Regions from separate parts of the Homo sapiens genome. Here region 1 is linked to region 2. A link is a loop called in an ENCODE intact Hi-C map of the cell type or tissue named here. Cell type or tissue: MCF 10A. All regions are shown on one strand. Links, peaks and the distances in the headings refer to the core of each region. The heading gives the core; the rest is flanking DNA. Region 1 has its middle 18 kb from the start of OR10W1. Region 2 holds the start of BTBD18 (BTB domain containing 18).

Region 1 (2,910 bases), core at 283-2,782, 530 kb before region 2:
GCAAAGACCTCCATCATAATATAGATAGCAGAATAGCCTTTAAATGTCTTTTGTTGTAGCCTTCTATAAACTGTGTCCTTGAAGAATAATTTTTTTTTCACAGTGCAGCCCAACTGTTGGATGCAAAGTTGTTTTCCTTAAAGGCCCCTAAACAAGTAATTTGACTAAGAAATAATCTTTTTCTCCTTTTTTATTTGTATAAATACAACAGGTAGAAGTGCAGTTTTCTTACATGGGTAGGTTGTGCAGTGGTAAAGTCTGAGCAGTCAGTGTAACCATCATCCAAATAATATTTTATCCATTACGTAGTTTCCTATCCCTCACCCCCTTTCCAGCCTCCCATCCTTCCAAGTCTCCAGTGTCTGCTATTGAACACTGTATGCCCACTGTACACATTATTTCTCTCCCACTTATAAGTGAGAACGTGTGGTATTTGTCTTTCTGGGTCTAATTTGTTTCACTTAAGGTAATAGCCTCCAGTTCCATCTATGTTCTGCAAAAGACATGACTTCATCCTTTCTTATGGCTGAATATTATTCCATTGTGTATATATACCACATTTTCTTTATCCATTGACCTGTGGATGGACACTTAGGTTGATTCCAAATCTTTGCTATTGATAATAGTGCTGTGATAAATATATGAGTGCAGGTATCTTTTTCATATGATGATTTCTTTTCTTTTGGGTAGATATCCAGTAGTGGGGTTGTTGGATCTAATAGTAGTTCTATTTTTAATTCTTTGAGAAATCTCCATACTGTTTTCCATAGAGGTTGTACTAATTTACATTCCCACCAACAGTGTATAAGCATTCTTTTTCTCTGCATCCTCACCAAAATTGACTTTTTAATAATAGCCATTCTGCCTGGTGTAAGATGATATCTCATTGTTTGCATTCTTTATCTGTCATTACTGACTTTCCATTTTGGGTAGGGACCATTGCTGGAGAGCTAGTGTGATCCTTTGATAGTGTCGTCACATTTGGATTTTTCACAGCTCAGAATTCTTACACTTCTTCCCTCTCATCTGGAAAGACTGACACTTCTAATATTCGTAATTATTTTCATGCAGATAGGATTTTTTGTTTGTTTCTTTATATATTTTTTTCTTGACATTTCCTCCCCTTCCTAGGGTGTGTGACTGTAGAATATGCTGGATAGGGTCTTAGGCTATGCACTTTCCTAGGCAGGTTTTATATTGGGCTGTGCAGTCTGGCCTAAAGACCAGTAGATGGTGCTTATGAGTAAGAGCCAGCTGTGGCCCTATATGTTCCTTTGAGAAGGAGCTCACCAAGTTAGTGTCTCTTTTGCACAGGTTCAAGGGTAGTCCTACTTGATGACAACCCACCAAGTCTCTCTGACACCTGCTCACCAGTCTTCCTGGACCTGAAATCTTGCTCAGATTTTCCAGAGCATTTTGCATTTCTGTAAGTGTGCCCATTGTTTTCTGAAGTTTTGATTTTTTATTTATGCTATTTCGCTGAATGTTTTTCCCTTCACTTCTTATATCATTTTTTTTTATTCCCTTACATTGTGCTTTGCCTTTCTCTGTTGCCTCCCTCATTAGCTTAATAACTAACCTGAATTCTTTTTCAGGTAAATCAGGGATTTCTTCTTTGTTCGGATCCATTGCTAGTGAGCTAGTGTGGTGTTTTGAGGGTGTTAAAGAACCTTGTTTTGTCATATTTCCAGAGTTGGCTTTCTGGTTCCTTCTCATTTGGGTAGGTTCTGTCAGAGGGAAGGTCTAGTGCTCAACGCTGTTGTTCAGATACTTTTGTCCCACGGGGCGTTTCCTTGATGTAGTACTCTCCTCCTTTTCCTAGGTATGTGACTTCCTGAGAGCTGAGCTGTAGTGATTGTTATCTCTCTTGTGGATCTAGCCACCCAGCAAGTCTACCAGGCTCTGGGCTGGTACTGTGGGTTGTCTTTAGAGTCCTGTGATGTGAACCACCTGCGGGTCTCTCAACACTTGCTTCAGTGGAGGTAGCAAGGGTGTGAAGTGGACTCTGTGAGGGTTCTAAGCTTTGGTTGATGAGTGCACATTTTGTGCTGGTTGGCTTCCTGCCAGGAGGTGGCACTTTCAAGAGAGCATCAGCTGTAGTAGTATGGGGAGGAACAGGCGGTGGACAGGGCCCTAAAACTCCCTAGATTATATAACCTTTTTCTTCAGTTACCAGGGTGGGTAGAGAAGGACCATTAGGTGGGGGCAGGGTTAGTCATGTCTGAGCTCAGACTCTAGTTGGATGGGTCTTGCTGTGGCTGCTGTGGGAGATAGGGGAAAGCTTCCCAGGTCAATGGAGTTGTGTTCCTAGGAGGATTATGGCTGCCTCTACTGTGTCCTGCAGGTTGTCAGGGAAGTGGGGGAAAGCCAGCAGTCACAGGCTTCACCCAGCTCCCATGCACCCCAAACGGCCTGTGTCACTCCCACTGTGCCCCTGCCAACAGCACTGAGTCTGTTTCCAGGCAGTGGGTGAGCAGGGCTGATAACTTGCCCCAGGCCACCCACCTCCCAGCTGTGAAAGCAAATATGGCTTTCCTTCTTTTCTGGCCTATGGAGTCTGCATGCTGGATTCACGCCCTCCCCAAAGTTCTGGCCAGGAGACTTCTCTATGGGTTCAAATTGTTACAAAGTTCAGCTGGAGGTTTCTTCCTCCCTAGGACACTTCCCAGTGCCTCTGGCAGCCCTCCTCAAAGACCCCTGAGAGGTGAGGCAGAAATGGCTTGCTAGGGGACCCAGCAAGCTCACAGGGATTTTCCTGCTGCTTCCTCTACCCCTGTATTTTGCTTGGCTCTCTAAATTGACTCCGTTCCCAGTAAGGTCAGAATCTTCTCACATAATCTAGACCTCAGATTCCCCAGTGGGGTGTGTGTGTTCAGGGGCAGATGATCTCCCTTTCCCACTTCCACAGTT
Region 2 (2,910 bases), core at 150-2,649:
TCCCTGACGGGCCCATCCCCCTGCCTCTTGCAGCCCAGCCATCTTCCCTCAGCCCTCAAGTCCCTCGAGACTTAGCCTCCCGCCCAAAGCGCTCCTCCTGTTCTGATTGGTTCTCCCGGGAGCCTTCGGCCAATGGGGATGACGTATGCCGGACGACGTAGGCCCGAGGACTCGGGAGGAGGAGGGGCGTAGGGCTCTGCGACGCGCAGCGCGCTAGGACGGTGGCACGAGGTGTGTGGCGCTGGCCGCGTGGCCTTACAACCCTCGCTATCACTACCACCCAGTGCATGTGGGTGCTGAAGCCCGCAGGGATACAAGGGCGCCAGGGGCTGCCTGCAAAGTCTATGCTGGCGGAGGTGGCCGTGACGGGAAGTCCTGACTTTGGGCCTCCCGGATCCCCACGGTCCATTCCCAGAAACCCTCGCGCCTAGGAGTCTTTCTTCAAAGGAGTTGGGCCAGGGCGCCCAAGCGTGCGGGCCACCCCGCTTTGCAGGGCTCTCCCTGAAGCCCTGCTTTCTCCGCCAACACCGATTCCCTTGCTTCTGGATGGGGAGGTGAAGCACTCAGCCGTTGGCCCACCTGCGCATCTTTGCTCAGCCTCCTGACTCAACGCTGAACATTGAGAGGAAGCAAGGCAGGCTGGACAGAGGACAAGCACAGAGAAGGCAACAGGAGCAAAGTCTACCGAAAAGCTATTTCAAGTTGGGTCTGGAGGCAAGGCCAGGCGATCGTGGATTGAGAAGCTTCCCCAGGGCCCTTGCAACAGCTGCCATCCTCCATCCACATCTCTCTCACTGGGATGGGAATTTTTTTTTTTTTTTTGAGACGGAGTCTCGCTCTGTCGCCCAGGCTGGAGTGCAGTGGCTCTATCTACAACCTCTGCCTCCCAGGTTCAAGCGATTCTCCCACCTCAGCCTCCTGAGTAGCTGAGATTACAGGCGCCTGCCACCATGCCCGGCTAATTTTCGTATTTTTGTAGAGACGGGGAGTCACCATGTTGGCCAGGCTGGTCTCAAACTCCTAACCTCAGGTGATCCACCCGCCTCGGCCTCCCAAAGTGCTGGGATTACAGGCGTGAGCCACCCCGCCCAGCCAAGCCCGCCTTCTCTTAATTTACCTTTTCATTCTTCTTTCCTGATAGTTTTGACGTGAACTGTTCGGACCCTCAGTGCTACCTGATAGAAAACTGCATTCCAGGAAAGGAACACAGCTGTGCAGTGAGTGGGGGGGTTTCGGAGCTAAAAAGCTGGACATAAGCCTGAAGTCAGAATACTCAGTTTGTTTTGGGAGGGGTAAAATGCTTTACTATCCTTGCTGCATTGTTAGCCTGGTAATTAACTATACAAACGTAAAGGCCAAATTCTTTGCCTACTACCAGGGTCAGTCAGGCTCGCTTTGGTCAAGTACACCCAGCCAAGGGTGGCAACGTCCTTGGTTCTGTGAGAGACCTTCCCGCAGAGTCAGAGGCTTCTCTTCTTTATTGTGCACCCTCTGCTGGTTAGTGTGATACAGTGAGCTCAGAGAAAAGGCGCATACGACTTACTAGAGATAATTTTATACCCAGTAATGTTTCCTTAAAAGTGTTAACTTGAAGATTATACCTGTGGAGCTGGGATGTGGTGCTCAGGAAGAATATAAGTAGTCAGCATTGTAGCAGTTGAGTCTCAGTGGTAATGGAAATGAGGAAGGTTGAAGGATAATAATAGTTACCATTTGGGGCTTGGTAGTTATTTTGTGCCAGGCACTCACTGTGCTAAGCAACTTTACCTTCACTGACTCATTTAATCTTTAAAACAACCCTACAAGGTAAGTACTATTATTCTATTTCATGGATAGGAAAGTGAGACTCAGAGAAGTTAGGTCACCTGTGTGAGATTATACAGCCAGGCTAATAAATAGAGCCAAGACCCAAACCTAGGCTTATCTCTGAGCTCCCACATGTAACCACTATGATAATTTTCTTTCTTGAGATATCCTTGGCACAATTTCTGGGCTGATGTTTCCTCAACTCATACTATTATCTCTCACTTTCAAAATTCCCCTGCCATTTCAAAGACAAAAAACAAATTAGATGTAACCATGCCTCTGAAATGTATTATCTCACCTACAGGAGTCTGATCTGTGAAAACCTAGAAGGTTTGTTAAGACTCTTGCCAACATGTGCTCTCCTGCCAGTCCCAAAATCCTATACAGGAACCCCCGGTTCCTCAGGTTAGCTTTTCTGCAGCTTCATCACCAGCAGCAGAGTGATGTGTTCTGTGATGTCCTTCTGCAGGCAGAAGGTAAGAGAGTGGTCGGAATTCAACTGAAAACTCACCATAGAATAAGATAAAATGAGTTCAGAGCCAGAGGGTAAAGGACAAAATCAGCAAAATATTACTGCCTATGACCACTGTAAACTATTTGGTAAAGGGCTGTTTGTTTCTAGGACAATTACTACTGTTTTCAAGAGTGAAATTGTGACTTTGCTTCTTTCTCTTAAATAATGAATCTAATTGTAAAGTTTTATAAGCAGATACATTCTATATAACATGGATAATATTCCAATGGGATGGTTGTGAAGATTAAGAGTTAATGTGGGTAAGCACTTAGAATAGTGCTTTTAATATACTAACCACAATATGTGTTAGATGATACTATTATGTTTTCTTTTTGAGAGTCTCACTCTCTTGCCCAGGCAGGAGTGTGGTGGCACAATCACAGCTACCTGCAACCTCCACCTCCTGGGTTCAAGTGATTCTCATGCCTTAGCTTTCTCAAGTAGCTGAGATTACAGGCATGCGCCACTACGCCCAGCTAACTTTTGTATTTTTAGTAGAGATGAGGTTTTGCCATGATGGCCAGGCTGGTCTCAAACTCCTGGCCTCAAGTGATCCACCCGCCTGGGCTTGCCAAAGTGCTGGGATTATA

What was found. A loop is a pair of places that touch in the nucleus more often than their neighbours do. Peaks named below come from ENCODE experiments on the same cell type or tissue, not always from the same donor. Only the 100,000 strongest peaks of a DNase experiment are listed, where the experiment ranks them.
Region 1: it touches region 2 in a loop (18-fold over the local background); 8 of 110 quality-filtered maps call a loop at or near these places.

What each region holds. Positions count from the first base shown.
Region 1 is chr11:58,284,780-58,287,689 of GRCh38, reverse strand. No RefSeq gene overlaps it. Among named protein-coding and RNA genes, the nearest start is that of OR10W1, 18 kb to the right of the region's middle. In MCF 10A, for the core only: a CTCF peak has its summit at 1,229 (motif pointing right); a DNase peak (open chromatin) is centred at 1,229.
Region 2 is chr11:57,750,437-57,753,346 of GRCh38, reverse strand. BTBD18 (BTB domain containing 18) reads left to right here and starts at 1,528. Exons shown (of 3, transcript NM_001145101.3): 1 at 1,528-1,806; 2 at 2,111-2,282. The coding sequence starts at 2,159. The region is part of intron 2 of TMX2-CTNND1 (TMX2-CTNND1 readthrough (NMD candidate)); the gene reads right to left. In MCF 10A, for the core only: a CTCF peak has its summit at 1,522 (motif pointing left); no DNase peak of the experiment used is centred there.